Linked DNA regions of Homo sapiens: region 1 is linked to region 2. The links are chromatin loops, found by intact Hi-C in ENCODE. Cell type or tissue: ascending aorta. All regions are shown on one strand. Links, peaks and the distances in the headings refer to the core of each region. The heading gives the core; the rest is flanking DNA.

What was found. Hi-C counts contacts between places; a loop is a spot of excess contacts. Peaks named below come from ENCODE experiments on the same cell type or tissue, not always from the same donor. Only the 100,000 strongest peaks of a DNase experiment are listed, where the experiment ranks them.
Region 1: a loop joins it to region 2, with 4 times the contacts of the local background. A loop is called at or near these places in 3 of 110 quality-filtered maps.

The regions. Positions count from the first base shown.
Region 1 is chr9:87,261,781-87,272,435 of GRCh38, forward strand. It overlaps LOC105376126 (a long non-coding RNA gene), which reads right to left. Exons shown (of 15, transcript XR_007061642.1): 8 at 3,650-3,712. Among named protein-coding and RNA genes, the nearest start is that of LINC02872, 120 kb to the left of the region's middle. In ascending aorta, for the core only: no CTCF peak of the experiment used is centred there; DNase peaks (open chromatin) are centred at 5,519, 6,181, 8,546, 9,063 and 1 weaker place; H3K27ac peaks cover 3,077 bases.
Region 2 is chr9:87,193,084-87,203,738 of GRCh38, forward strand. LOC105376126 (a long non-coding RNA gene) reads right to left here. Exons shown (of 15, transcript XR_007061642.1): 13 at 4,853-5,038; 14 at 3,110-3,196; 15 at 2,867-2,983. Among named protein-coding and RNA genes, the nearest start is that of LINC02872, 50 kb to the left of the region's middle. RefSeq lists an enhancer at 6,777-7,278. In ascending aorta, for the core only: no CTCF peak of the experiment used is centred there; DNase peaks (open chromatin) are centred at 4,545 and 5,813; H3K4me3 peaks cover 1,039 bases; H3K27ac peaks cover 1,745 bases.

The DNA.
Region 1 (10,655 bases), core at 1,773-9,772, 69 kb after region 2:
CTTATGTATTTTTTTTTAGTGGCGAGAACATTCTTAGCAATTTTCAGGTATACAATGCATTATTATTAACTATAGTCACCATGTTGTATAATAGATCTCTAGAGCTTATTCCTGTTAACTGAAATTTTGTACCCTGTAACCAACATCTCCCCATTCTCCACACACAACTGTCAGCCCTGAGTAACCACAATTCTTCTTTCTGCTTCTATGTATCTAATTTGTTTAGATTTCACATAAGTAAGATCATGTGGTATTTTTCTTTCTGTGCCTGGCTTATTTCACTTAGCACAATGTCCTCCAGGTTCATCCATGTTGTTGCAAATGACAGTATTTCCTTCTTTTTGTGGGTGAATCATATTTGATTGTGTATATTTATCATATTTTCTTTATCCAACCATCCATTGGAGTATGCTTAGGTTGGTTCCTACAGTGAATAACACTGCAATGAACATAGGAGTGCAGGTATCTCTTTTAAATCCTGATTTCATCAAAACCACAATGAGAGACCATCTCACACCAGTCAGAATGGCGATATTAAAAAGTCAAGAAACAAGAGATGCTGGCGAGGCTGTGGAGAAATAGGAATGCCTTTACACTGTTGGTGGGAATGTAAATTAGTTCAACCATTGTGGAAGACAGTGTGGCAATTCCTCAAAGACCTAGAACCAGAAACACCATTTGACCCAGCAATCCCATTACTGGGTATATACCCAAAGGAATATAAATCACTCTGTTAAAAAGATATTATGCACACGTATGTTCATTGCAATCCTATTCACAATAGCAAAGACATAAATCAACCCAAATGCCCATCAATGATAGACTGAATAAAGAAAATGTAGTACATATACACCATGGAATACTATGCAGCCATAAAACAGAATGAGATCATGTCCTTTGCAGGGACATGGATGGAGCTGGAAGTCATTATCCTCAGCAAACTAACACAGGAACAGAAAATCAAACACTGCATGTTTTCGCTTATAAGTGAGAGCTGAACAATGAGAATACATGGACACAGGGAGGGGAACAACACACATTGGGGCCTGCTGGGGAGGGGGGTCAGGGGAGGGAGAGCATTAGGAAAAATAGCTTATGGACGCTGGGCTTAAAACGTAGGTGATGGGTTGATAGGTGCAGCAAACCACCATGGCACACGTTTACCTGTGTAACAAACCTGCACATCCTGCACATGTATCCCCAGAACTTAAAATAAAATAAATAAAATAACATAACATAAACAAAAGGCATTCAATTAAATTAAATTACACTTTGTCCTAGAAAAAATAAACAAATACTGTAAATAAATGATTTTCTATTTCATATGAAAAAAAATCCTGATTTCATTTCCTTTGGAGTAGACAAGTTTAATCTTGGCCTTTGAGGAGGGCTGATTTTGCAGAGGAGATGGGAGAAGATGATTCAGAGATAACAGAAATCAGATTGGTTGGCAGCAATAAGGTTCTGAAAAAGTAATTCTGAGGCCCAGGATGCCACTCAGGGGCTGACGGGATGGGGAATTGGGTCTAGAATTCAAGGAATCTAGGCATGGTTTTACGGTCCTGGTTCCAACAAGAAACTGGATTGCCAACTGTGAACCCCAGCCTCCTCTCCACAGGCAAGTGGGCAGGGCCTGCTGAATGGCGGCTGGGCTCCAGAACCGGATGGTGGTATCAGCCCTTCAAGCTAAGAGGAGCTGAGGAAGAAAAGTCTGCCCCCTTGCGGTCCCCTTTCCCTGCCTGTTTCTACTCCGTTCCTTTTGGGACCCTTGGCTGTCTTGCCAGTCAGCTGTCCTGCTCCCACCTGGGAACCTGGGATCTCACTTAGTCAGCCTGAGCTTGCCCTCGCCTGTCCCGGCCATGGCACATTATACAGCCATAGGAAGGCTGCTGCGTCGTTGTTGACCCCTGGGATCCAGCCCTGCCTCCAGTGCCCAGCCACCATCTTACAAAAACCATGCGATCCGTAAAGCATGGGGACCTGCTGACAAAATACCAACTTCAGATACACTATCTTCTTTTAGTCATTTTTGAACATGTTTGACATAACCAGTGGAGACTTTAAAGATGGTTTTCCAAACACCGCATGTTTTCACTCATAGGTGGGAATTAAACAATGAGAACACATGGACACAGGAAGGGGAACATCACATACCAGGGCCTGTTGTGGGGTGGGGGTAGGGATAGCATTAGGAGATATACCTAATGTTAAATGACGAGTTAATGGGTGCAGCACACCAACATGGCACATGTATACATATGTAACAAACCTGCATGTTGTGCACATGTACCCTAAAACTTAAAGTATAATTAAAAAAAAAAAAAGATGGTTTTCATGGGTTATGTCCAAATGAGTGCAGCGACAAGCCATCCAGTGTCTGGCACTTTGGAAAGCCTTCGACCATTGACTGGGTACAAGGCAGTCATTCGTAATCCACATCCACACTCAATCCTGAAAAATAGACTTTCAAGTCCTTAGACCCCTGACTCCCAATTCTAACATCACACTAGCTCTGCCTGCTCCTGGGCTTCATGTCCTTTAGAGAATCCAGATCTCTTCTCTCTAGTCAGCTCAGATAGGAAAGCATTAAAGGCCAAGAATTTTCCAGGCCACATCCATATTCTGAGGCTCTACACTCACACACACACAGAAAAGGATTACTAAATTGGGGTTAAAAATTGAGGTTAAAATACTTGCATCAAACAAGTTAAATTTTTTTTTTTTTTTTTTTTTTTTTTTGGTGACGGAGTGTCACTCTGTCACCCAGACTAGAGTGCAGTGGCATGCTCTTGGCTCACTGCAACCTCTGCCTCCTGAGTTCAAGTGATTCTGCTGCCTCAGCCTCCCTAGTAGCTGGGTTTACAGGTACCCGCCACCACGCCTGGCTAATTTTTGTATTTTTAGTAGAGACAGGGTTTCACCATGTTGGTCAGGCTGGTCTTGAACTCCTGACCTCAGGTGATCTGCCCGCTTCAGCCTCCCAAAGTGCTGGGATTGCAGGCATGAGCCACCCCATCCGGCCAGAAGTTAATTTTTTTTTTTTTTTTTTTTTTTGAGACAGAGTATCACTCTGTTGCCCAGGCTGGAGTGCAATGGCATGATCTCAGCTCACTGCAATCTCCACCTCTCGGGTTCAAGCAATTCTCCTGCCTCAGCCTCCCGAGTAGCTGGGACTACAGGCGCCACCACGCCTGGCTAATTTTTGTATTTTTAGTAGAGACGGGGTTTCACCATATTGGCCAGGCTGGTCTCAAACTCCTGGCCTTGTGATCCACCCACCTGGGCCTCCCAAAGTACTAGGATTACAAGCATGAGCCACCATGCCCAGCCACAAGTTAATATTTTTAATGCAAAAAAGCATGACGCAATATAATTGTGTCACTCACCACATGGAAGATTAGTTTAAAACATGAATTTGTAGGTGTATGATCTGGGAGGGGATACAGGTTTTTAATTGTATAATAGATATTATTATCTTTCAATCATTTAGACTAATAATTTCACTTGGATATGAACCCAAGGGGTACAGTTGAAGGCCGTTTGTGAAGGCCATGGTTGGAGTGACCCCCTGATCCCCATAAAGGCTGGATTCTGCATTATATGAGCTTATCTCTTCAAAAGCAAACCCCTCCTCAACTTTTCAAATTACCCCTGTGAGGTTGAAGATGCTTAGACATAATCCAGTCCCAATGATTGACACCAGCAGAAGTACCTACGGGGAATGAAAACACAAAATGTATTCAGTTTGATTCCTGTATGCATCCCTGTCCCTCTCTCATGCTGGCCATGACTAGATTTCTAACTTAATATTTCCAAAATAATGAAGGTCTTAGTGGGGATGGAACAATGATGAGGAGGAGAAAAGGAAAAGTCCAGGTAACAAAGGTCATTCTGGCTCCTAAGTGACCAGCAGGAAGGAAGTTCTCCCATCTTCTTCTGATCCTTCCAGGCTCCCTGCTGAAGGCGTCCTGTAGGAAAATGTCACTTAAGAAGTTGAAGCACAAGCAATACCGACGTTTGCCAGACTTCCCACTCAGCTTCCAACTGCAAGCAATTGACCATTCGCGTGAACAACGACAGGGCTTCCTAGGCTTCCCAGGCTTCTTAGCGTGGCCTCTTATGTTGATGAGATTCCTCCACTCATAAGTCTCTAGGGAAAGCAGGGCCCCTTCCTCCTACCAAGATGAAAAAGTCTTGCTATTCATCTCCCCAACCCTCCCAGCAGCTAGGACATGGCCACATGCTTTAAAGGTGGTCGACAAACAGTACCCACCCAGCACTTTGAATCTTGAAGGAGTAACATCCAGGCTAAAGTTCAATTAAAGTTACTCACAGTGGCCTCAGAGATACAAGCAGTGCTGTGGAGAAGGGCCACTGCTGGCAATGCCAGAGGGCAAGCTTACGGAGGCCGTCCCTCCAGTGGGACTGTGGCTCTGTGTCCTTGCACCCCACAGAGGCCCCTTCTTCAGCCTTCCTCTCAAGTGCATGATTCCCTGATAACCTTTACATTAATATTCCTTCTCTTTAAATTAAACACAGTACACTTCTGTTGTTTGCAACCAAGAATACAGACACAGATACAAATAAAATACAAATTATGTTGGAATCAGCTGATTTCCTGCCCCTTTTTTGTTGGCATCAAGAGGGGCCACATGTCACATGTCTTGCTTTAGTGCAAGAAATGGGAGTAGAAATGACCATGTGTCACTTCTGGGCAGAAGTTTTGAGAACCAGCCTACAGTTTGCTCTGTCTCGTTTCCTTCTGCCACAGATCACCATGTTTCAGATACACCAGGGATCAGCCAATTTGCTCTGTAAAAGGTCAGAAAGTAAAGATTATCTTCATTGTGGGCCATACTGCCTCTATTATGACAACTTAATCCTGTTGTGGTGGTGTGAAAACGGTACATAAACAAATAACCATGTCTATCTTTCAATAAAACCTGATTAACAAAGACAATAGCAGGCCAGATTCTGCCACAGCTCACAATTTCCCAACCCTGAAATTGAGAGAGTTCTGTCCACCTCAGTCCTAGAGTAAAGAGATAAGCAGCAGAAACTCAGCAACTTCCAACACACATATAGCAGGAGTGAAAAATCCAACTTTGTGTTTGAAAATCACTAAGCTTTGGGGGTCATTTGTTACCACAATGTAACTCAGCCTATGCTGACTGATACATGAGTACGAAAAGATAATCTCCATGCAAGTAAACAAAAATTGATTTTTGTATGATTTGATGAGGTTAGATCTACAAGAGGTGGGGAAAACTTCTTTACCTCTCAAGGTCAAAAAGCAAAAATAAATTCTTTTTCTTTCTGTGATACAGTTTCACATCAACCACTGGTGCCTGTAACCCCATGACCCTTATCATTACAGAGCAGCAGTTTTGTTCTGTCTCATGAACACTGGAACAGAAGCCCAGAGGACTGGACTCCAGTTCTCAACTCACTTCGAATTAGTTGTTTAACTCTGAACTGCTCACATTCCACTCCCAGTCTCAATTTCCGCATGTGCAAAACAAAAAGCTGTGCCAGCCCACAGCATCGTCTTCAACCTCTCCTACTTAGGGCTTTCCTAAGAGCACTGTTTACTGATGACTGACAGCAACAAGAGGTTCAAAAATGACAATGAGTAATCAAAAGCCTCTTTTGAAATGGATCCCGTTTGCTGGGATGTGGATGTTGAGCAAAGACACAGCTCTTCGGAAAGTGGGGAACATTTTCCAGGCCCACAAGAAGCAGCGTGATAGAGCCAGTGGAACAGAGCCGTGGGGATGAAACTGAGTTTTGTGCCCATGTTTCTCTGTATCCCTACTGAAAATTTAACACTCAGCCGTTTCATCACTCTTGGCCTCGGGAAGAAATTCCTTCATGCTCCTTGGTTGTTTCCAATGAATGTTCTCATCTCAGATCAAGGCTAAATGCAGAAAAGGGGGACCACTCACTTCTTTCTTTACTTTGATGCCCACAAGGGGTTGAGGAGCTTCTCAGAGCCAACAGTGCGTGTGCCAGACCCAGCCCAGCATCTGGTGCCCGTGGGATCTGTGCATGTGAGATCCCAATTTAATCCCCATGCCAGAGGCTTAATCCCTGAACTCTGAATCAGTCCTTGGCAGAGAGAAGGCTCTTGGCCGACTTGTAAATTTCCATCCTTCAAGCCACCTCAGGCCAATCAACAGCTCAACAACCTCCTGCGTTCCTCAGGGAGCCTCTACACAGCCCCACCCGCACCTCCAGGTTGAGACACTCAGTCATGGAAGGGCGGAAGAGAGGGGGCGTCAAAACCCTCATCTGCTCCAAAACTCTGTCCTAGCCACCTGGCCCCTGACTGAAAAAAAATTGGCCAAACCCTAGTCTGCAGTATTCTCTACCACAGGCAATCTTGGGTTACATCAACCCATCAGTAGCTCTGAAAATATTGTCAGGCTACTCTTCAGGCTAAGTAACAGGGAGCAAGACCCTAAAGATTATGGGACAAGTTGAATGAGTATGTGCCTGTGTCTGCACATGGCAGATTATGTGCATGAATTAGGAATGGAGCCTGCGACAAGAAAGCTGAAAAAACTTGAAGATGTAACAGGTTTGAGCAAAGCATTTTAAGGGAGGATCTGGAAAGGCAGTAAGCAGATAGTAGGGGAATACTGAGCCCTGGGGAGAAAAAAAAACAAAAACCTCTATGATCACTGATATTATTATTTGAGTAGGCAAAGTATTTTCACATACATATTCTCTCATTTAACTTCCCTTCAGAAACCACAAGACGTATATGAAAATGTAAACTTTCTATCAGAGGAACCCATGCTCTGAAACGGCTCACCCAAGGTGACTTGTGAATGGGACTAGGGCCCATTTCTTCTATATCTTTTGTTTTGTTTTGTTTTGTTGTGAGACAGAGTCTTACTCTGTCACCCAGGCTGGAGTGCAGTGGTGCTATCTCGGCTCACTCTAACCTCCACCTCCCGTGTTCAAGCGATTCTCCTGCCTCAGGGGCCCGAGTAGCTGGGACTACAGGCATGTGCCACCACGCCGGGCTAATTTTAGTATTTTTCGTAGAGACAGGATTTCACCATGTTTGTCAGGCTGGTCTCGAACTCCTACCTCAGGTGATCCACCTGCCTCGGCCTACCAAAGTGCTGGGATTGCAGGCGTGAGCCACCACACTCGGCCCCATTTCTTCTACTTCTGAGTCCAGTGCTCTTTTTCCCGGGACACTGAGACTTAGTTCAAGATTTGCCTGGGGCTAAACACACACCAGAGGTGGACATGCCCTATGACAAAGGAACACATGGCCTCTCAGTGCCTGATTGGGAACCCAGCTGCCAGCCGTCACAGTGCCAAGATGGGGCAAGGGGAGGGCAGGCTGGAGCCTGGTACCCGCTCATCCCCAGCACTCCTGCCACACCTGGAACCACATCAAGCCCCGACAGCCTCAAACGCAGTGCCCTGGGGCCTTGACTTCATTTGTTTCTCACTTCGTATCAACAGTCAAGATTTAAAATTATAATAATAATCAAAATCATTGAGTCCCTCTGATGGCAGGACACCTGATGTACACTGGGCATTTTACATGAGATATTTAAAATAATTCTAACCACCCTTTGGGGCTGTTACTGCATCTTCTTTTTGTAAGAACACTGAGGCTCAGAGAGGTTAAGTGGTTTGCCTAAAGTCCCCCTGGGGACCTGCTGAGGATGCAGGCCAGCTGTGACCAGTGCTCCTCACAGCAGCACCACCACACCCCAGGGCCAACTGAGACACAAACATCAGTGTCCACAGGGGCCACGGAGGGAGGGAAAATTGTTACCAGAAAAAAGAGAGAGCACAACACCCACATCACTGCATAGACAGGGCTGCGACCTGGCCACAGTAACCTGGAAAACCTTGCAGCTGTGGGAGAATGGTGAGGAAGGAAGTTAGGCTTTCCTTCCTGAACCCCAAACCTTTCCTCGCCTCCTTTTCTCTGTTTACGAAATCTGTCTTTGATTACTAATCAACAGCATTTTCATTATTAACATAACTCTCTAGTACACGTGAACCATGCTATAATTAAACAGAATTTATGTTCAGTAGATTTATAAAAGTCAAAGAATAATGGAAGAGAGATTTGAGTGTGAAAGTGTGAAACGCAAACAATAGGAGAGAAAGTTGTAAAGCAAAACATATGACATTCCTTCTGCATTTTTCTCTTGATTCCCAAGCCTTAAACCAACATTATGTGCATGAAAAAATCATGATTGATTCTGGAAAATATTTTTTTAGGGCTCATTATTTTCCATCGAATCTCTTATGGGTAAGTTTTAAAATTTAGAATAAAAACCTAAATCCTTTGAATTTTCCATATAGCTTTTATTTTTTACCTCCAGCCCTAATCAAGTAGAACACATTATGTTTCCCCTATAGAAAAAGGTCTCTCTCATTCTTAAGCAGATTTGAAAGAAATTGTAAACCAATCCAGTCTCAACACTGCCGATACATCTGGCAAGGCAATCAGAGTCAACACAGACCACAGAAGCCCAGGCCGGCGCTGGATGTGAGCTGCAAGGATGAGGATGAGGACAAGAAGGGGAGGAATTTCACGTGCTTTTCTTTGTACTTGCCCAGAGTGAATGCCCGTCTCCTCCACTCTACTCTGAGCCCGAAGGGAGATCTCAGACACACAAAAGAGAATTCGACACTAGGAAAGTTTCTGTGTATTTCTTAGCAGTATTTTTCTAAGCATACGTTATGACGTACACCCTGGGTAGTGACTGTCTCCCCACGCGTGTGTGTGTGTGTGTGTGCCCACACACTCATCCTGACCACGGACTCTCCCCTCCTTTCACGACATCAACCTGCTGTGCCCCATTATCTCTGGCCTTTGTGGCTTAGAAGGTCAGAGACACTGTTCCCTGGATAAGATCCAGAAAAGGAAGGAAGCGGAAACAAAAATGTTTTTGCAGTGAAGTGACCTGATTACACGCAGAGTGACTATTTCTAAGCCATCCTATAACTACCCCCATTCAGCACTGGAACCAAGCCACAAAAGCAGCAGAGGCCTCCCCCAGTGCCGTTACTGGCTTGGTGAAAACTGCGACTGCAAATGACAAAGCTGGTCTTTATTCCTGAGTGATTGTGAGTGCGGTGGGGATGAAGAGTTTGGAGGGATAGGGACAGCTTTGCGGTGGCCAAGGGGCTTCCCCTCAGGTGAGTGCAGTTAAGGACAACTGTGGGTTCTGCACCAAAACATCAGGGTTGAAGTCTCGGTTTCACCATCTGCAAGCTGCATGACGTTAGATACGATTCATTAAAGCCTCTATGTCTCAGTATTCTTATCTGTAAAATGGGTGATTATGAATTGGTTGTAATGAAGTAAGTGAAGTGCCAGAAGGTAACAGTAGCTATTGTTATTGTATGGGGTCCTTACTAAGACCCACAACGCCCTTACCTCTCCCTCCCTCCAGAACATACGATTTTGCTCACAGGGTTCATCCTGGTCACTGATCTATTTCTCAAACATTCTATTTCTCACCAGGTCTCCATCCACCTTATCCCTCTTCCCTGGAGCGTATCCGTGGTCTCCTCAGAGGCCTTGTTAGCTCACCAACACCACCCCCACCCCAAAATGCTCAGCACTGCATTATCCTGAGGGTTTCCCACAGAACACTGGTCATTGTCTGAAACTGTTCACTTTAAAAAAAAAATACTCATTTATGCTCAGTATCTCCCACTTAGAGTGACCTACTTATCCCAGTTTGCCCGGGGCTCTCCCAGTTTGGGCAGGAAGCCCCTCGGTCCAGAGCAATCCAGGACAGCGGCTCACCCCAGAGCCCAGGAGAAGGCCAGGGCAGAGGCCACCTTCTTCACTCCGTGTCTTCAGCACTAGAGAAGGCCCGACTCACAGCAGGAGCCCAAAACACAGGGAATGGAGGAAGAAAGGCATTAATATTTTTCTAAGAATTGTAATTAAATCAGTCTATCCAATCATGAGAGACTCACACCTCCTCTGATTTCTAATCTACAAAGCAGAGAGAATAAAAGTGGAAGTTACCAGGGTTGTAGATTTTTTTAGCTAGACAGAGCTTTGCTGGAAGGATGAGCCCAGACCACGCCTCTTACCCTACCGGGGTGGGGGAAATTAAGGTCCACAGCCTGATGGTCATTGCTAAGGTCATCAGCTGGTATGTAGCAGAAACAAGATCTCTCAGGATACAACTTACTGAGAAGTATTGTATGAACTGTAAAGCAATACTTTGACATTAAGGTATTTACATTATTCTTTACTTGTAAATTTATGATCATTTTATCTCAGCAGGAATCCAGAACAAACTAGCCTTCATCTAAAGAATTATGATTTATCTAGAACTCTTGAGTTATATTAAACTGAAGCACTACCCCCATCCAAGTTCCTAATCAATTCAAATTGCTTAAATGTTTACATATTTTCAATTCCTTTTTTATAAACTCAGCTTAACCACTTCCTAAGACATTGCCACTTTTTGTCACATGTAGTTCTTTGAAACCAAAGAAGTAGCAACTAAAGATAAAATCGTCAATGGACAAAAATCACCGATACCCACAGTCAGCAAGGTCTCAATGCAAATTTGTTGGCTGCTTAAAAGGACCAGAAGCACTAGACAAAAGCATACACTCCCAATATGAGTTTTCAAGGTTTTGTT
Region 2 (10,655 bases), core at 1,530-9,529:
TGGGCAGGGAAAGAGAGAGAGATGGGTGGGGGAGGAAGCTATTACCTGATTGATTTTGAGTTATAATCATTAGGTTACATTAATCATGCTATAAGGCTGTTGTTAGTCACCAGTATCCACTTTCAGACACATGGGAAGATGTCCTTTCTCGCTCTCTTTGATGTCAGGTATGGCAGTGCAAGTTGCTCTGGCCAATAGAATGTGCATGGAAACAACATATGGTAGTTAATTGTGGTTAACTTCCTAGACTATTCTTTCCTTGTTGCTACAGTCTTGGATGCATGTGTTAACATGGAAATGCCATAAGAGTGAAGTAGCCTGGATTGCTCAGAGGTCAATCATGGAGGACAACTGTTTGCCCATATTCATGGAGGGCTATAGCAGAGAGAGAAAACTTCAGGTGAGCTACAGAGACTTTGGGGTTGTCTACTACTGCAGCATTGCCAAGCCTATCTGACTAATATATATGCTTATTTAGGAACTTAGAAACATCAACGTGCACACATAAATTTTGTGTGTGTATGTGTTGTGGGGTGTATGTTTGTTGGGTATGTGTTTGAAACAGAGAGAGAGAAAGAGAAAGACAGGATTGATTTATAGTGAGAGCTTGATTTTAGAATAAGATACAAGTTCCTTAACTGCTTGATTTTAGCCAGTTTGGGACTTTTAGTTGTAAATTACGCAAATGGATATATAAGCATATATAAACAAATACATGGCTTACTTAAGTGTTTATGCACAATATGAAACATATTCTTATGTTTTTGTTTTGCACTGGCATACAAATGTACTATGGTCACTCAGAGTTGTCTTCTACAATCCACAAATAATATTTGAAAACTTGAGCTAACTAGTCAATTAAAAGCTCTAGGCAAACTTCATCTGTAAGATGCATTCCAGATTACCGTCTGAATCATGGACAATGTACACTGTACATTCATACCAACAGCATAAGAAAAAGCCAGAGCTAGGTTTAGTTTTATATTTCCTGAGTTTTCTTGATTGCCGTCTGATCCTTGATGTTATTCCAACATAGAGTGATTTTTAAAGGAGAATTTAATTTGATATAAGTCTGAATATCCTTTGGAATGCTAAAAACCAGCATTACTCCAGCAACCCTAATGAAAAACACAAGTTCCGTGTACCAATTTGTGGTCAGAGCCAGCATTCCAGCCCTGCTCTCTCGTGGCTGCTAGTACTCCATCGTGTTCCTTTTCCCAGCCCTTTGCTTTTCTAGCTAAAGATGTCAGAGGCTGTGGCCCACATGGTATGCTAAACAGCCCACTGCTTACAGAAGACTCTTACAGCTCAAGTGCAAACACTTTGAACTTATAAAACACACCACCATCACTACCATCAGCACCACTAAATGGAAGTCTCTGAGGATTTCCTATTAACATCCCGACAGATAGATGTGCACTTATTTTAAAACAACCTACATGTGCACACAGATGCATTTCCATATAGATTCAAGACGAAAAGCACAGCACCTTCCAGAAGAAAACTCATACAATTAGGCTGAGGCTGATTCACTCTCATGTTTTATCACCGGTGTGGAATGCCAGTAACAAGAGCAATCATTTGTTTGTGAATTCACGGAAGACTGGACTTTCACACTGGAAAGGGACTTCCCAATGAATAGCAATGGGGAGACTTGCTGTGTATTAGCATATTTTATCTGCCCTTGTTTTGAAATTAAACAGAGTTGTGGTTGAAAGGGGAAGGCACAGATTGCCACTGGGCTGGCTTTTTAGAAAAGTGGCATTTGGAATGAGGTTTAGCTAAGTGGGCAAATTCTAAAGTTAACTCTTAGGATTCTTGGGCTTGCAGAAGACATTTTGCCTCCTCGTGTGATAACAGAATCTTCTAGTCACTACTATTCTTTCCAGAAGGCTACTCGTTCTTGGATACAATGCCTCTCTGTTTTGACTGGAGATACTTAAATATAAATCAGGAGAATTCTAAGCTGTAGTAAAGGCTAATCTGCAAAGCTGAATTAAATTGTATTCCACATGTATTTACTGAACACATATTGTGTGCCCAAAGCTAGTCTAAGCACCTTGGGGTCAGGGGAGTGGAGGGAGAAGATAGATGGATGGATCGCAAAATTGAGATTGAGATCAAGATCAAGATGGAAATAGAGCGAGAGGTAGATGCATAAGACAATAAGAGAAAATTCAAAGTACTATGTCATTAAAACCAATGAATATTCTAGAAGTTCTAAGAAAAAATGATGAGCATGAGCTGAAATATTCAGGGTGGATATCAAGAGGAGAGGTGAGCCTACATCTAAATTTGACAGAAAAGGGGAGGATTTGGATGGATAAGGAGCAAGCATTCTGGAACTGGGAGTCAGTTACTAAGCACAATAAGTGTGTAGGCTTTACATTGTCAAAGTATAATCTTCTAAACATTAAAAGCATGACTCATAAAAATATGAAGTGCATAGCTTTCAAAGTTCTACTTAGCTCATTAATGGGGGAATCAGTATATTGTAAAGATGATTCAACAGAATGTACAAGAAATCAAAGTACATGTTGTTCATTAGAGTCAGAAGACTGAAATAAGATTGCTAAGTCAAAAACAAAACTGGTTAATGTTCTATGGGACAACAAAAACTGTAACATTTGAGGTTCCCCTTCCTACTGGACAAAAATATTTGCTTCTCTACTGTAAAAAGATCATTTGCAATTTGACAATCTCTACTGAGTTAAAATAAGTCCACAGAGTCTAGATTCTAAGCAATAATAATAAAAGTCAAACAAAAATACATCTCTCTGGAGAACCAGGTACTCCTTATGGAGGCCTGTTTGACAGTGCTCTCATTTAACATTGAAAGGACACAATATGGACAGGATCTACAAGTTTGGAGTACTTTTTAAAACAGTATTCAGACAGAAGGGAATTCTAACCTTGTTCCAGCATTTGCCCACTGTATGATGTGGCAATGTGCCTTAATTTCATGGTTCTTCAATTTCTTTATCTATAAAATATAGGCAATAATAGCTCTTGGCACACAGACTTGTCATAGGGATCAAATGAGATAATATACAATGTCAGAGTTTTGCATAATGCCTAGCACATAATGGCTAGGGTCAAGATACATTACCTCAGATAAATAGGGAAGGATCACCAGCAAAATCCCACAGATGCAAGCGACCACGGTGTTTGGAGAGCACTGGGTGGACCAGCCTGGCTGGAGAAGAGAACAGGGAAATAGAGAAAGATAAAATAATAGTTTTTAGTCAAGATTTGTGTAGATCTAAAATAACTTTTAGAAATAAGAAAAGGACAGAGAAGTGCACAAACATTTTGAGAAACCTGGGTTTTATTCCGAAGTCCATTGAGAGCTACTACCGGTATTTTTTTGTGCCGCATAATGACACGGTGAATGCAGAATTTGGGAAAAACTAACTCAGCTTTCTATAGGGCAGTGTGAAACAGGGAGAGTCTGTGGTTAGAGAGGAGAGTTAGGAAGTGGTAAAGGGTTAAGACGCCAAAAGAGAGGAAGGAAATGTACATGAATACTACAGTGTGAAACTGAAAGATTGTGGGAATGGTGTTCTCTTTGATATTAGTAGGCAGCTTAGGAAAAGAAGACAGTTTTAAAGTGAAGATGAAGAATTCCGTTTGCATCTACTGACTTTATTTGGGACAAAGAGATATGGATGTTGAAATGTTCCATAGACCATGGGAGACCAGGATTTGGATGAGAAATTAATGGTGGAGATATAGCTTTAGAGGTCACCCATCCAAACATGATATATAAAGCCTTGAAAGTCAATGGACAAATCTAGCACTGAAGAGGAGACAGCAGAGGAACAAGAATGATATGTGTGTTCTTTCTTTCTTTTTTAAAAAAAAGTTGTTTTCCAAAGGATAAAAACATAGCAGGTCATTGGAGAGAGCGGAGGGAAAGCTCTAACACTTTGGAATCGAAAGTAGAAGAGTGATGCGGGAAAGAGAAGAAAGCCAGCCCTGTTGAATAATCCCCAGAGCTGATGGAGGACGATGGAGGCAAAACTCGCTGAGTTGAGTTGACCTCCCCATTAAATGGAAGAAACTCTGGAAATACATGGAATACATTGGCTTAAATCCACTCTAAGTTATAAATAACCCACAGGAGAGAGTGTTTGCTGGTGGAAGAGTTTGCTGGGAGAAAGGAAACATTAAAGCATGGGGGAAATTGAAGGTGAGGAGATTGGAGCATGCGGTGCCTTAGGCTTGGTCTCCTTTCAAACCCGCTCTGGGACAAGAACGTGAATGCAAGCAGTTGATTTAGGATGTGATCCCAGGAAGGACCAGAAAAGAAGCAGATATTGGGCCAGGGATGGGAAGAAAGTCAATGCAGGGTACATTAATCAGCAGGGTCACACTGTGGGCAGCCAGGACTCAGTCCTGCTAGGAGCCGGGGAAGGACTGTGAAGAACCAGTTTGAGAGCCATCCCAGCTGAGCAGAGACTCTTCGGAGTACTCAGTCACCAAGTCTAGGCTGCTAGATGAGAGATGTTCCTGGATTTTAACTCTCTGGTACTTTTGGTCTACTTGTGCCTGCAACCAGAGAAAGCCCTGAGGAGAGAGCATAAGGCTGGCAGTAAGCAGCCTCTGGTGTGTCCAAGAACAGCAAGTACTGAGGGGCTACGGGTGGGGCACCCACAAGGTTTAGAGAGCAGATGCTGCAGCCAGACTGCCTGAGTGTGAATTTGGCTGGATTTTCTGCCGCTGAGTACAACTCGGGGCAGGGCTGCTGGGGTCTTCTGATATAGGTCCAGCTCAGCTTGCTTCTAGACCGGCTTCAGAAACCTAAAAGAGTCAAGTTACCTGTCGGGAGCCTGATATCATTATTACTCACCACATTTTGGTCACTTGCTGTGTGTCAGACATTGTACAAGATGCTTTCTACGTGACAGAAACCCCTGCCTCTCCACACAATCTGCTCTCTCCTTACAATCTGCTCTCTCCGTCCTCAGTGGATGGGGGCTTTGTTACTCCGGCATTAAGTGGCACAGATGAGTTAGCCTCACTCCTGAAGGTTCTCCTGTAAAGATGATTAATATTAAGAGATGCTATACTCTAAATACTCCAGAGACCTAAGGATCTACAGATACTTTTTCAGGATCGACTGGGGAATGACGGTTGTCACGGTGTTGAGAGCGTTGCAATGTTCTTATCAGACAATCACAAACACACGCTGAATCCAGAAGATGCTGGACCATAAGGCATTTCTTTTCACACCATGCAGGTCCAAGAAGTCTTTATTCTCTACTCTTTCTCCCTCTTCTCTCCCTTCTCCCCCTGTTAGTTTTCGGCTTCTCTGGCTTCCCTTCATAATTCTGGCTCTGTCATGGAAGCACATGGCAAAGCTGGCCGTGTTTCCTCTGGAGTATTCCAGGTCCACTTGGCTGGCCCTCTCCTTAGAACCACATTCCTGGGGTTATGGGGAGACAACAGCTCCCTGTCATTACTAGCTGAAGGGAATAGTAGCATCCTTCATTAGATCCTCTCAACCTTGCTCATATCTTTATAGATAGTCCCTTTATCAGCCTCACTTCAAATTACCCAATGAGGGTTTATCTTCTGTTCCTGCAGGACCCTAACTGACAATACAGCACTCAAGTAGACTACAGGCAATTCCGTGGCAGAAACCCCACCTTATGCTTCTCTCTGAGCCTGTCCTTGCAAAGATACAACCACAAATGTTAGTAGAGATTAAAACTGAGGTTCAGTGTGGACTCCATCAGAGGAGCATGACTGTTCCTGGAGAAAAAGCATTTTCAGAAGGGGCACTGTAACTTCATTCTTTTACTCAACAAATACTGAAAGCCAGGCACTGTTCTAGGTGCCAGGAAAATAGTATGAGCAAGACAGAATTTCTGCCTCCAGGAGTTATATTCTAATGGAAGGAGTGAGTCAGAACACACACTGGTATAAATTAAAAAGACAATTCCAGATAACGCTAAGTAGAATTTTTAAAGTGCTAGAACGGGAGGATACTTAGTTAGATGGCTAACTAAGGCTCTTATAAGTTCATTTCCAAGGTGATTGGGCCCCTTCGTTAGCATAACAGAGACACCCTATTTTGAGGACTTCTGAAATCATTGAGGGTAATTTTAACAATGCAATTCAATGGGAGAAGGAAAAATAAATCATTGAAATTTGGGTATTAATGTTAAAGGGACTTATTTGGACCCCAAAACAGGACTGTACATCTCTCCACCCTTATCACTGATGCGCCTCTAGTAGTCCAAGAAAAACTGTGTCATTGAAGAGTTGCTGCAATTTTTTCTTCTCTTATGGAGACTGTAACTCTGATCAAAGTGATATGAAGATGCTATTCTTTGGCTTCTGCAAATAGAATGAAAATGACTTTTGGCTGTGGGTATGTGAGGTTTTTCTCAAAATGGAATGTGAGGGCGAGCACTAATGTGCTAATAAACCTCTGTTGGCAGGAAAGAGGTTTTGTCAACGAACTGTGAGAGAAGCAGAATATAGTCCCAAGAAGTTGCAAGATGGGGTCTGCTTTACAGGAATTGGAATCAAATTCAAACGTTTTATGGTTCGGCCATTTAAACATTGACTTAAACATTTGGACATGTATCCATCTCTGGTCTAGCCTGGAGCCACTATAACTTTCACATGAAATCCACTGCAAGCTACTAATTACTGTCTTCACAAAAACCACAGTGCAGGCAGTAGCTGAATTCTGCAAATGGGTTTTCTGCTCTCAAGGAATAATGCTAAAGGGAGGAAATTTGTAGATACCCAGGACCCCTACCCACAAGTATTTCCCCAAAACTTATTAATTTAATCCCAGGGCTCTCCTTCCCTTCTCTGGGCCCCATAGCTACCAGCTTCTCTCATCCTCAGCTCTCCGGCTTCTTCCCTAACAGCACATGCATTATAGTTTCTAGAGCAAGCTGGCTCAGGACTGTTAGAGGTAATCTCAGTCGACTGTGGCACCTTAAGGATGGAGCCCCTCATGGTGGCTTTTGTCAAAGTATTTAAACACTTACACGTGCCCAGCGTGTTTGAATTCTTTTCTAAGGAACTTACCATTTGCCTAATAGAATGACAAAAGCTTGGTAGCATAAGATCTGTTCACATCCTTGATATATGAAAGGCCATGGTTCTCAGACTTTTTAGTCCCAGTGCTTCTTCACACTCTTAAAATTATTAAGGCTCCCAAAAAGCTTCTGTTTTATATAGGTAGCGTTTATTGATGTTTTCTATTTGAAATTAAAACTGATAATTTTTTAAACTTACTTAAGATAACAATAAATATATTACATGTTGTCATAAATATCATACTTATATGAATAGTAAGTATATTTTCCAAAACCAAAAATATTTAATGAGAAGGGTAGCATTGTCTTACTGTTTTGCAAATCTCATTAATTTAATATCTGGCTTATTAGCAGATAGCTGGATTCCCATTTCTGTTTCCGTATTCAATCTGTTAAAGTGCTGTTATCCTTTCCCAGTTGGTGGGAAAGCAGCACCATGGGGTAGGAGTGCAGGGGGCGGGGGAAAGAAAGAACTTTCTGCTAATCCCAAGAATGTGCCATGAGATTTGGAGAGTGAAGGAAAAATAGTCTTGAGGTGTTGCAGTTTCACAGTTTTACCCCTTGAATCTACAATGTCAGATTTCAAATATTAGAACTGGATGGGATAAAATGGAATGTATTAACGGCATTCACCATGACCTGGATAAGATTAGAGACTATTATTCTAAGTGAAGTAACTGAGGAATGGAAAACCAAACATCGTATGTTGTCACTGATATGTCGGAGCTAAGCTATGAGGATGCAAAGGCATAAGAATGATACAACAGACTTTGGGGACTTCTGGGGAAGAGTGAGGGGAGGCGAGGGATAAAAGACTACACATAGGGTGCAGTGTATACTGCTTGGGTGATGGGTGCAACAGGTTCTCACAAATCTCCGCTAAAGAACTTACTCATGTAACCAAATACCACCTGTACCCTCAATAACTTATGGAAAAATAAAATTAAAAAAAGAAAAACAACTGGATGGGAACTTAGAGGTCACATGACAAACTCTTCAGTCGAAAAAGTAGATTGACTTGATGACAAGTTATTGGGGAAGTGAAGCCAACACCTAAAGGTGTAGCATAAGCACACACTGATGAGTCCCAAGAAGCAAGAAGGGAATGGAGCATGTTGCACCACTCCCCCTCCCCCAAGGACCTCCAGTTTTTTCTTTATTGCTGAATTGTTCTCTCCAGCAGCATTGGTCTCCATCCAGTGAATATATGTTCAGCTAGCCACTTAACAAACTCAAGCTGTGGTTTTAGGGCTGATAAATAATTATGTTAATTAACAGGTTGGAGGAAAAATATGATGTTATTCCCGTGGAATGCTCTGAAAAGCTGGAAACACTTAACTGCAAAAACTACATGTGGTGAAATAACCAATAATTTGCTTAAAAAACCCACATCTGGTTTGCTGGCTCAAAGCAGGGGTTAACAGTCTTTCGAGGGCAGCCAGTGTCAGAGAGGGGTCCCAGGATAAACAGCCAAGCCTTCACGGCAGGAAATATGCTTGTTCTTATAGCACAAGCATTTACATTGGCTTCTAACCAAAATGAAACGTACAAAGAATTGTTTGGTTTGTCTTTTTCTTTTTTCTCTTCATAACATGCAGTTCAAAAATGCCTTTCTCATATTTGTATGCTTGAATATGGGACAGAGGGAATAGTCACAATAGAATAACAAAATAATTCGTTGCTCCAAACTTCTAAAAGAATGCAGAAAACACACCATGGTAATAAAGAATAGACAGGTTTAATTCATACATGCGTAATTATTTATTATCCTAACAGACACTGATTTGATACATAAGTACTGAGCATCTTCCTTGCACAAGACACAGATATGAAAGTTATAACTCATACACAGGTGAGCCATCTGTGATCCCAGATCTCCAGGAAAAAGTTAGCTCAGAAGAGAGAGTAACACATATCTACAACATGTGGATAATACAAATCCCAGTGTGATATGTGTCATTAAAGAGAGAAGTAAAGTCCTATAAGTGGCTTGAAGACCGGAAGTTTCATGTAAGATTGGAAGCGTCCACAAGGTTTTTTGTCAATAGTGGTATTTCAGCTGAGGCATAGAAGATGCCTATAATTCCAACAGATGAAAATAAAGGCAGAATGGCATCGGGCTGGAGCACCCCAGCACATCTGTAATAAAAGCAAGAAGCAGGGGACTGTGGCTAGAATGCACAACAGATGTAAAGAATGTGGGGAGGGGACAGGCGCAGTGGCTCACACCTGTAATCCCAGCACTTTGGGAGGCCAAGACGGGTGGATCACCTGAGGTCAGGAGTTCGAGACCAGCCTGGCTAACATGGTGAAACCTCATCTCTACTAAAAATACAAATATTAGCTGGGCGTGGTGGCACATGCCTGTAATCCCAGCTACTCGGGAGGCTGAGGCAGGAGAATCGCTCGAACCTGGGAGACAGAAGTTGCAGTGAGCCAAGATCGTGCCATTGCACTCCAGCCTGGGCAACAGAGGGAGACTCTGTCTCCAAAAAAAAAGAAAAAAAAGAATGTAGGGAGGCTAATCAGAGAAAAGCAGTCATTGGAGGTGCCCATTGGAATATTGATCTGGCAGCAATAGCGCTGGGTATGCTAAAGGGGAAACAAATAAGCCTAAGGACCAGAAAGATATTCTCAAAACTGTGCGGGAAGTCCGTACACTGGTGCTGTATGTTCACCATTATCTGCCAGATATTTATGTAACATGACAACTGATTGGGCCAAGGTAGGGGAGGAACTGAAGATATTTTCATAGGCTCCATCTGCAGAGACTAACTAAGAAGATGTGCTTAAATTTCTGGCCACCAGATAGATAGATCCAGCAGGTGGCTAAAAATTCAGGTAGAGAGGCCAGAACCACAAGGGCAGGGGGTATACGTAGGAGTCAACAGAAGGAAGAGCACAAGGGGAAATGAGAAGCAGTCTCCTGTGGCCACGGGGGCCTCTTCCAATTCCCTCCACACTGTAGCCAGAAAGAGCATCAGGAGATGCAGATTTGACCACAGCATCATCCGCTAAAGGCTTTCCATTGCTCTTGCGATACACATCAAAGTTTATCACGGCCCGCAAGGCCCCACAAGTTCTGTCTGTTCTGTCCCCATCTACCTCTCAAGCACTACCTTCTCCCTCCCCTCCGTTTGTGCTTCAGCCACTGTGGTCTTCTCTCCATCCCATGGCCTGCTAGGTTCCCTTCTGTCACAGGGCCTTTGCCCTGCTTAAGAACATTTGCTGTCATCAGTTGGCCTCGCTACCCTCTACATATAATTCTCAATTCAGTGGCCTTTCTTTAGGGAAGCGCTTCATACTTCTTCTGGTTGGGTGGGTCAAATCTTTACATTATATTCCCTCACAGCATCTTATGTTTTCTCTTTCCAGACATATTGCAGTTGCAACCATGTATCTTTTTGTACAATTACTTGATTTACAAAGGTTCCCACATGAAGCTATAAGTTCCTGAGGACAGGGTCACCGTGGATCCTTGATTTTCAGCACTTTACTCCTGGTATTTAGTAGGCTCTCAATGCATAGTTGTTGAGTGAATGCATACTAAAGAATGATATAAAAATGCTCTCACCTGCGTTATTCCACTCA